Regions from separate parts of the Mus musculus genome. Here region 2 is linked to region 1. The links are chromatin contacts, found by Hi-C or POLR2A ChIA-PET in ENCODE. All regions are on one chromosome and are shown on one strand. The core of a region is the stretch at or near the end of the contact, and the rest is flanking DNA. Distances in the headings are between cores, read along the strand shown.

The links. A loop is a pair of places that touch in the nucleus more often than their neighbours do. ChIA-PET counts read pairs that join two places held with the same protein, here RNA polymerase II (POLR2A).
Region 2: POLR2A ChIA-PET joins it to region 1 with 15 read pairs in Patski. The contact joins two enhancer-like sites. A Hi-C loop is called at or near these places in 1 of 37 maps with a recorded cell type or tissue (heart). POLR2A ChIA-PET finds 5 or more read pairs at or near these places in 3 of 5 experiments (Patski and embryonic stem cell).

Annotation. Positions count from the first base shown.
Region 1 is chr1:135,489,067-135,493,476 of GRCm38, reverse strand. The region is part of intron 3 of Nav1 (neuron navigator 1); the gene reads left to right. Among named protein-coding and RNA genes, the nearest start is that of Gm32940, 21 kb to the left of the region's middle. Within about 2 kb of position 2,288, at least 1 of the 3 ENCODE cell types and tissues checked has a DNase peak (open chromatin) inside an H3K27ac peak, as active enhancers do.
Region 2 is chr1:135,532,178-135,537,142 of GRCm38, reverse strand. It overlaps Nav1 (neuron navigator 1), which reads left to right. Exons shown (of 30, transcript NM_173437.2): 3 at 4,429-4,794. It overlaps Gm32940 (a long non-coding RNA gene), which reads right to left. Exons shown (of 4, transcript XR_003948736.1): 4 at 4,170-4,965. Among named protein-coding and RNA genes, the nearest start is that of Gm32940, 23 kb to the right of the region's middle. Within about 2 kb of position 3,537, at least 2 of the 3 ENCODE cell types and tissues checked have a DNase peak (open chromatin) inside an H3K27ac peak, as active enhancers do.

The DNA.
Region 1 (4,410 bases), core at 1,039-3,538:
TTCATGCTCTCAGAAATGACGCTGAATGTCCCCCAGTGGCCACCCCTGACTTCAGTTACCTGTCTTATGTTGGGAGTATTTAAAGTGCTGTTACGAACCAGACAATTTTTATATTAAGCTTGTATTTTTTTTTCTTACTAGTCATGCAGCCTTAAACACGAAATCTTACATTTCAGTCCTCTTATGGATAAAATATTTATCTCAAGATCTATATGAAAGTTAAACAAAATTTTAATGTCCTGTATGTCTCTCTGCACGTATATTTAAGTACCCAGCAGAGGGCTTGACAGACGAACTTAAGTGCCAAGCATACAGTAATTATCGTTTTAATAATGATACCTGGTGATAATCACAGAAAATACATTTGCATCAATTAGCATACATCTTGCCATCCTACTAAATATATTTTTATATTATGTAAAAATGCATGCTCTTTTAACAGAAATTAGTACCATGGGTGGTTATAAAAAGGCAGCATATTAAGGATAGTCTTCACAGTGAGTCCTTCACAATCACTGGGTTTCCAAGGTGCATTAATGAGTGGAGAAGTAGAAAATTGATTTGATACAAGCTAGTAGAAAGATAAACAAGTGGGTACTTAAACAGCTTCGTGGACTCCAGGATTTAGAGCAACCATCACCCAGGCTTTAGCATGCTGGGTGCTGGGTAGTGCAATACACAGGTCTTTTAAGGCTCCTTCGTACCCTCTTCTCAGTTCTGTATCATTTAAATTGGTTTCCCACCAGGCCATCTTACATTTTGGTAAAGCCATAGGCTCGCGGCAGTCTTTCTCCAGCCACACAGAGGTTCTGTTGGTTAAGCCCGACTGGCTGGGTATAAGTAATGGCTAATGTTGAGTCACACCCCAGCCTGCCCGATGATTAAGTGAACAGAACAGCAGCTTCCCACAAAGCAATCTCAGACTTACGTGGATCGTTCTGCTACAATGGAAATCTTGACGGTCGAATCTAGATGAAAAAGCAATTCAACAACAAAGGGAAGCCTGTCCTTAAGTCTCCTACCTCCCTCTGTCATTTCTCTTGGAATAATCCTATCAGGGTGCCCGCCAGCTGAGGGATCCATAAACTACCCCGTAACAAAGTACCGGAAGCATCCCATGAGGCTGCTGGGGCTATAGTCCCCTGTGAGAGGACAGAACGGGAGGAAAATCATCATTATCCTGTGCCCCCAAACCCCATCTCTGTGGTCACTGCCAGCTTATATCCTTGATAAATTTAATGGAATTTAAATGAGATTGCAGAAGTTTTGGAGATGAAGAACTCTAGCCCAGGTCACTGGGGTCAAAGCTTCCAAGTCAGCCTCGTGGGGATTACACAGGCTGAGTTGTGCCAAGTGTCCTCATCTGTTATCTCATTTCTAACTCTTCCAATAGCCTGGGATATTTGTTTTTCTCCTTCTGTGTTTAGAGAAAGGGCACCAACTATTTTTGTGTGATCCCTGTATCTGACTTGTATTATAATGGCATTCTTCATCCAAGGTTGTTCTCTGAATGTCTCCCGAGACATCTCAAGGGAATGGCTTCCTGAGAGAAGCAGTTGTACTTTGTAGTGGGTTGGTTTATCCCTGTTGTTTTTGAAATGGAAAACACATAGTTTAACTTGCAATAAACACTTCAGTAATTGTGGTTATGGTGAGCCCCAGGGTTCGGATGGCCTTGTTTTAGGTATACATCAGACTGGCACATTGCTTGCCCCTGACTGAATCAAGACCCTACCTTCCCAAGCCTCCTCTCTCCCAGGAGTTGTCCTGGCCTTTAGTATGGTGACGTCTGCACAGACGGGCTTGAGGGTTTTTTTGTGAAAGGTTTTGAATTTGGAATTTGTTTCTATTTTGCTGATTTTTTTTTTAATGTTCCTTATTTTGTTTTTCTTTGGTAAATTAAATGTGGACAGCATTAGGGTAATTATTAGCAGAAAAGCTTGGATGAGTCACAAGCTCTGTATTTGGAATCAACATACAAAATTTTTTGGTTAAACAAGGAAGCTTGGTAATGTTGTCCATGCATGCGTGTGGAAGCACTGTGCGAGAGGACGGGAGGGAGAGGGAGACTTCTTGACAGAAAGGAGACAGGAGAAAACGGACATCCTGGGAGAGAGAGAGAGAGAGAGAGAGAGAGAGAGAGAGAGAGAGAGAGAGAGAGAGAGAGAGAGAGATGCAAAGGGAATGCCCGGCAGCTGGCTTGTTTTGTGGTAGGAAGCCTCACTCCTCAGAGTGCAGCTCCCAGGGTCTAGGTGTTTATTGCCAGATCAGCAGTTCACACCAGTAGCCTGGCCTCAAGCTCTTGGAGGGGCTGCCAGAGCCGCTTAGTGAGGGATTCCTGAGCCAGGGGTATGAATGGAGGGCCCACATCCTGTCCCACCAGCTCCTCCTACCACTCACTCCGCTAACTGAGGCAGGTTATGATGAATGACAGCCATTTAATATCCAGGACTCTTATCTGATGCCATACGTGTACCTAGAACATGTGCAGGGCACCGGCACTGTACATGACTTCTTCCAACCTGTCTATGTGGCAGGATTTGCGTTTCTGACTAAAAGGGGCTTTTGTCCCTGTCAATCTTACATGATTCATTCCATGAGGTACAAGTAAGTAGGCTTGAATTCCATCCCGCTTCAAGCTGTCACCTGCTTCTAGACTGGAGGACCGGAGTGAGGTGCAGGCAACACTAAGGCCTCTTTGCTTCTTTTCTTGCCTGGCACCTCCCCCACCCCTTGGTCCCTGAGTCAAATGGAACTAGTAACACTCCTGGCAGTCTTGTTGGGACTTGTGGACAGCTTAGGTCAGAAGGGCTCCAGACTGGTAAAAAGTTGAAAGCTAAGAAGTCATTGCTTTTCTGTCAGGGTTTGTCTGGTTTACAGAGCTTTTTGTTTGATTCTTGGATTGTTTCTTGAAACAAGGTTTTGCTATGAAGCCCAGGCTGGTCTCACACTTGACAAATCTTCCTGACGCTGCCCCCAATCACTGAGATTACAGGTGTGTGCCATTATACCCCTTTCAGGGTCTTTTCAGATCTGTCTCAGGTCCACTGGGCCAGCTCTGCCTTACTGCCTGTTTTATATGGCCCACAAGCTAAAGAATGATTATATATATATATCTGTATGTGACTGAAAAAAAATCAAAAGCAGACTCATGACATATGAAAAAAAATTAATCATTTTATTCATTTACATTTCAAATGATATTTCCCTTCCCGGTCACCCCTCCATAACAAAAAATTGAAATTCATATTCTAATATCCATAAATAAAGTTATATGGGAGCATAGCGATTTGTCTCCAAGTTCCTCTTGATTGCCTTCCTGCTGCTTCTGACAGTGGGACAGAAACCGTATGTCCTGCAGAGGCCAACTGGAAACAGTTACTTTCCAGCCCTCACAGGCCCTTCCCTGAGATTTCTGTACATTTCAAATGATTGTCACATTCCTCTTACTTCTTGTTGGTTTGTGAGAGATGTGGAAATACAAACATTGTGTGACCCACTCCTTTCCACCTTAGCAGAGACCTTGGAATTGCGCAGTGAACTCCTGAGGAAGGCCGTCAGGGAGTGTGAACGGGGAGGGTCAGCAGGAAGTACCTTATGAACCCAGATCAAATGTGTTCATCCTCCCATATGTCTACAGCATAGAGTGGCTTCATCAGAAAAAAAGGGGCCACCCAACTTCCAACTTCTAGAATGAAGACGTTTTCTTGACCAAGAGTCAAAGCAGAGGGCCAGGCCTTTAATCCCAGCACTTGGGAGGGAGGCAGAGGTAGGCGGATTTCTGAGTTCGAGGCCAGCCTGGTCTACAAAGTGAGTTCCAGGACAACCAGGGATGCACAGAGAAACCCTGTCTTGGAAAAAAAAAAAAAAGGTCAAAGCAGTATTGTCTGTGTCAGGGCCTAATGGCGTGCATCTATCTACCTTTAATCCTAGCACTCTGGAGGGAGAGACAGGCAGATCTCTGTGAATTTCATACATAGTATGACCTTGCCCTGCCCCAAACCCTACAATTTTCTTGATGTTTAGCTTTCTGAGCATTTTGGTTAGTGGGAGTTAAATGATGTGTCCATACTTGGGGAAACTGAGGGTAGGACAAACACTAATTTAACGTTCGTAGCAAAGCAGAGTGGAGATAGAAACACATGTCCCATGTTCCACAGCAGGCTCCTTTTACGGTGAACTTGATGGCATTCCTGTGAGTTTCCCCCATTTTGTTTTGGAACTGGAATTCCAGCTACATCACACTCTTGAAGACTTTCAATTTCCTGGCTTGGGAGCATCTGAACAGGAAAATGCCTTGATTTTTTTTTTTCATCACCCCTGCCCCTTTGAAAGAAGTCAAAGAAGGAGAACAGGAAAGGCTTGAGGCAGGCGAAAAGGAAATCTCTGAAACCCGAGGCAAGTCGGGGC
Region 2 (4,965 bases), core at 2,288-4,787, 42 kb before region 1:
CCGGTGTCTCCCCACACCTCCACATGGCCATCCCAGGTTGACCAGAGGGCCTTGGCCTCTGTGAACACAGGCATTTGGGGCCCCCGTATTGCCAGCGCTACAAAGAAAGGGGAACTCGGCACCACTGCAGAAACCCTGCTCAGTCTTGCCTTTGCTTATGGTTGAACACAGGCTATCATCCGTGACGGTGGCTGGGTATGGGTGGAAAGCCAGGTGTGCAGTTTGTGGTACCTGTTCTCTCTGTGGGCTACAGTCTCCTCCTTTTTCAAGAGGCCTTTGTTTACTGAACACCCCTTCACCCCTCCTCCTTTTCAGTCCCATCCCTCTGGGATGCTAGTACCCCGCATCCCAACACCTGGGTTCATCAGCCCTCTACCAGCCAGGTGTCCTCGAGTCTCTTCTATCACTCCTAAAGGAGGGCTGAGTGCCCAACAGGGTCTACATACTGGTACCCAGAAAATCAACCCAGTGGTATCCCCTCTTGTTCCCCCAGCCCTTACAGAAACCCCCAAGCCCCCAGCTATAGGGTACACAGCCCTCCCTCAGCCTTTTTCCCCAAGAGCAGCATTCTGGCACCAACCCCTCCGTGAGTCAGAATTTCCCATTCAGTTCCTCTGGGCTTCCCTGGGCTGTTCAGATGAGCTCATACTGTCAGCTCTAAGGGGGACAGAGGGCCCAGCTGAGTTCTGAGGGGGGAGGTGAGCAGGCAGCCAAGACTGGGAAATCGTGGAGCATGGACATAGAGGGCCTGTTTATTAAGAACCAGAAGCCTCCTCAGTTGAACTAGAGGTAGGTTCCTCTCTGTCTCCTGGTGCTAGAAAACTGAATGCAAATTTGGGACATGGGGAAAGGGAGTTTTATTAGCTCAGGGCACAGCCAGCCAGAGGAGTATCCAGACACACCTTCATGCCTTCAATGTCAGAGGACCTGTTACCTTTAGGGCATCATTGCAGTCTCTGTGGGAGCACATAACTGTTGCTGAACCTCGGCCTTGGGAGCCTTCATCCATTGGCCTTAGGGCTTCTTGTTGAGACCTTTCTCCTCCCCTTACCCCCTACAGGCCCACTCATATCCCTGACTTGAAAAAGCTGGCTCTTACCCTGGTGGTGGTGAAACTCGCCTTTAATCCCAGCACTTGGGAGGCAAAGGCAGGTGGATTTCTGAGTTCAAAACCAGCCTGGTCTACAGAGTGAGTTCCAGGACTGCCAGGGCTACATAGAGAAACCCTGTCTCGAAAAACAAAAAACAAAAAAACAAAAAACAAAAAAAAAAGGAAAGAAAGAAAGAAAGAAAAGAGTTGGCTCTTAGTCCCAGATGCCTAAGCATCTTTCTGAGGACTAGGAGGAGGCAGTCAGGGAAGTAAGGGGAAAGTGGTCTGTGTTGCTTCAGGAGCCTTGGTACAGCCCCTGCCCATCCCACAAGCCCTAAATAGGAATCCAGATAGAGATAGAGTGGAGGCTCTAACTCAGCTGTTATCCAACAGTTTAGCCCCCTATAGACAAATCTTTCCCCTATCCAAGGAAGTTTCTGGGACATCTCTCCATGCCAAGTCACTGGCCAAGATCGTGCCAAAGGAGCTGAGAATTGCTGAGCTGCTATAAGAGTCACACCCCAAATGACTCACCCCCAGAAGCAGGGCAGAGGCAGCTGCTCCAGCCTCCTGGTGTCTTCATGCCTGCCCTGAGGCCCCAGGGAAGTCGGGAAGCCTAAAGCTGACTGGTTGAGACAAGAGCCTTGGGGCCTCTGGCTCCAGCCTCCCTTTATGGAAAAGAAAGGACCAACAGGCCTCTGGGTCTTCTGTTTACTGTATACTCCGTCCGGGTCACTTCCTCTCTTAGCCTTTAGTTTACATTAGCTCCAGTCCACACTTGGATAACCCAAACACCAGTGTCCTGACTTTTACGGCTCTTTTGCTTTTTAAAGTGCTTTTTATCAATCAATCTCTCCCTGTACCTTGGAGCAATATTCCCCTAAACTAGAGAAAAGACTGGGGGGAAAAGACACACACGCTGGACCCCACAGGCTGATGTGGGCAGCTCTGCATCTATCTACACAGCATGAGGCACCAGCCTTCAGAGCCAACACAGTCTCATCCCGAAGGCCTTGGGGGTTTAAGGGTGCATCTGCCAAGGTCACCCTCCCCCTGGGACTCACAGGGTGACTTAGACTCAGTTCCTTTTTGGAAACTTGACGTTCAGGCTACATCCTCTATTTCTGCAGCTATGTTTCCCTCTGTGAGAAAAGTCTGAGGTAGGGATGGTGAGGAGAGGAAACAAAACTGACCTCCCCCCTCCCATACCCCAGAGGCAAGCCTGGGGCCAGGCTCGGGCTGCAGGTCAGAAGATCAGCTGTGAGCTAGAAACCTTTTCCTCTGAGAGCTAGAGATGGGGTTTAGTGCAAAAACCTGGATGGTTATATTGCATCCCTCGACTCCCAGCACTGGGGAGGCTGAGTTCGAGGCCAGCCTGGTCTACAGAGTGAATGCCAGGACAGCCAGGGCTGCACAGAGAACCCTGTCTCAAGAAACAACAAACAAAACAAAACAAAATCATCAACAACAAAATAGAGCCTCAAAATAGGAGAGAGGCGTTTTCTGTTCAGAGAGTAACACAGAGGGTAGGCCAGGGGCAGAGGTGAGTGGGGGGCCCTCACTTCCTTATGTGCTTGCTACTGTGTTGGAAGCCAAGTACCCAAGCCAGTTCCCCCGTGTACCCCCATGTTCTCCTGCTGCTCCTCCTGCTCCTCCTCTGTCATCATCATCACCACCACCACCATCATCATCATCTCACAGTTAGCCTCTTTTTGCTAAGTACTTACTGCATGAGGCCCTGACCTTCATCTGTGGTGAGACAGTCCCTACCACATTCAGCACAGTCATCCTGGGTCTGCCTCCTCCCTCATGAGGTGCTAGAATACGGAGGTGAGCAACCAGACTGACCGTGGCTTCCCCGACATCAGGGAACTTCCTTTGTCCCCCAGGAGATGGAGATGGTGTTGAGGTCCAACCCTAACTAGTAGCTGATGCAGAACTGCAAAGGATGCTGGGACTGTTGGGCCCACAGGGAAAGGTGGGTGTAGGCCAGTGGAGAGCACGCAGGACATCACTCATTCCCGTGGGTCAGCTGCAAGAACCCCAATGCTGATTCCCAGGACCGCTGACTCCTCCAGTTCTGCTAAGGAGAAGGAAGGCCATTTTCTCCAGCTCAATAGAAACCATTTGGGAGAGCTTTTCTTTTTTTCAAGCAACTTCATAAAAACAAACAGACAAACAAACCCAGTGGCCTGTGACTAATGTCCCCGTGAAAGAGAAGTGATCACAGATCAAAGACTCTTTTGCTTTGTGTACGCCATGTCCAGCCATTGGTTGCCTCAGTTTACCCAGCTGTGGTGGCCCACATACCTCACGCGTGTCGTTGATTCAACCCTGTCTGACTTCAGTCAGGCCCTGTGATAGAGAAGAGCCACAGAATTTGGAGCCGCGCCATTGCTAGGCTTGGTGGTGGTGCTACACTGAACCAAAACCCTGACCACCATTCTTGCCAGATTTCAGCCATACTTCCTCTCTGGCCCTGTGGGAGAAGGACCCAGGGACCCTAGCCTCAGGCCCTCTGGTATTAGCCTGCCTGTGGCTTCCTTGGCCTGGCCTAGTGGCTTTAAGGCTTGTGACCCTGAATCTTGCTGTACCTCTTTCATCTGCTTTCCTGGGTCCTCTACCTGGTGAAGGCCATGTCTGTTCCCTAGGGGGCTGAGGGTGGGGCGGGAGGTCTGCTGCTTCCTCTGATGTCCAGGCTCATGGCTGAGCACTCTTCCTGGGGCCTGCTGTAATATCCAAGGTTCCTAAAAACTTGTACCTTCCACATTCGATTTTACGTTTACGTAGATCTGGTACCTGGGGATCAGCTAGTCCTTCGCTCATTGACAGATGAGGTGATGGCTACCTTGTCTATCCACCCTGAACAAAGTGGAGAGTCGAGGTCTTCTGAGCTCTGAACCAGCAGCCTCCACTCTCTACCCCACCCCCAGCCCCAGCCCTCACTAGTTCATTCTGGTTCAGTGAGCACCTACATGTCAGGCCCAGTCAGATCTGTATGGCTACAGTCCTCCCAACTCTACATAGGGTAGGTAGGCATTATCCTGTCTCACTGATAGGAAACAGTGGGCCAGCAAGATTAATTTCTTTCTTTGAGCTATTTACCAAAAAAAATGACCAAAAAGGGTATTAAACACTAGCCACACTCACAGGATAGGCTCAGTATGGGATCCGTGCCTTGGATACTTAGTAGGATCATTGTCCCTTGACAGCCTGAGATACCCTGTAACAAAGGAACATGCACTTAGCAGGCCCCACAGTGGGGCATCCCAGTGAGTTAACAGGGCACAGGGTGGCTGGGCTGAGGTCTAAGTCTGTGCTGTCCGCTCTCTCTGCAGCTCCCTGGAGATGCCTTGTTACGACAGCGATGACGCCAACCCCCGAAGCGTGTCCAGTCTCTCCAACCGCTCCTCTCCGCTCTCTTGGCGCTACGGCCAGTCTAGTCCCCGGCTGCAGGCTGGCGACGCACCCTCTGTTGGGGGGAGCTGTCGTTCCGAGGGGCCACCGGCCTGGTACATGCATGGCGAGCGGGCACACTACTCCCACACCATGCCGATGCGGAGCCCCAGCAAACTCAGCCACATCTCTCGCCTGGAGTTGGTGGAGTCCCTGGACTCTGACGAGGTGGACCTCAAATCCGGCTACATGAGTGACAGTGACCTCATGGGCAAGACCATGACAGAAGACGATGACATCACAACGGGGTAAGCACAAGAGGCCGGCTGGTGCAGGAGGTGTGGGAGAACAGGGCGGTGGCAGGGGATAGAGTTACTGTGCTATGATAAAAGACATCTTCAGAGTGCTGCTGTGCCTAAGGTGACTGCTTCTGCAACCAGCTGCAGCTTATTCTAGATGTGTATGGTAGGTGGGGCTGG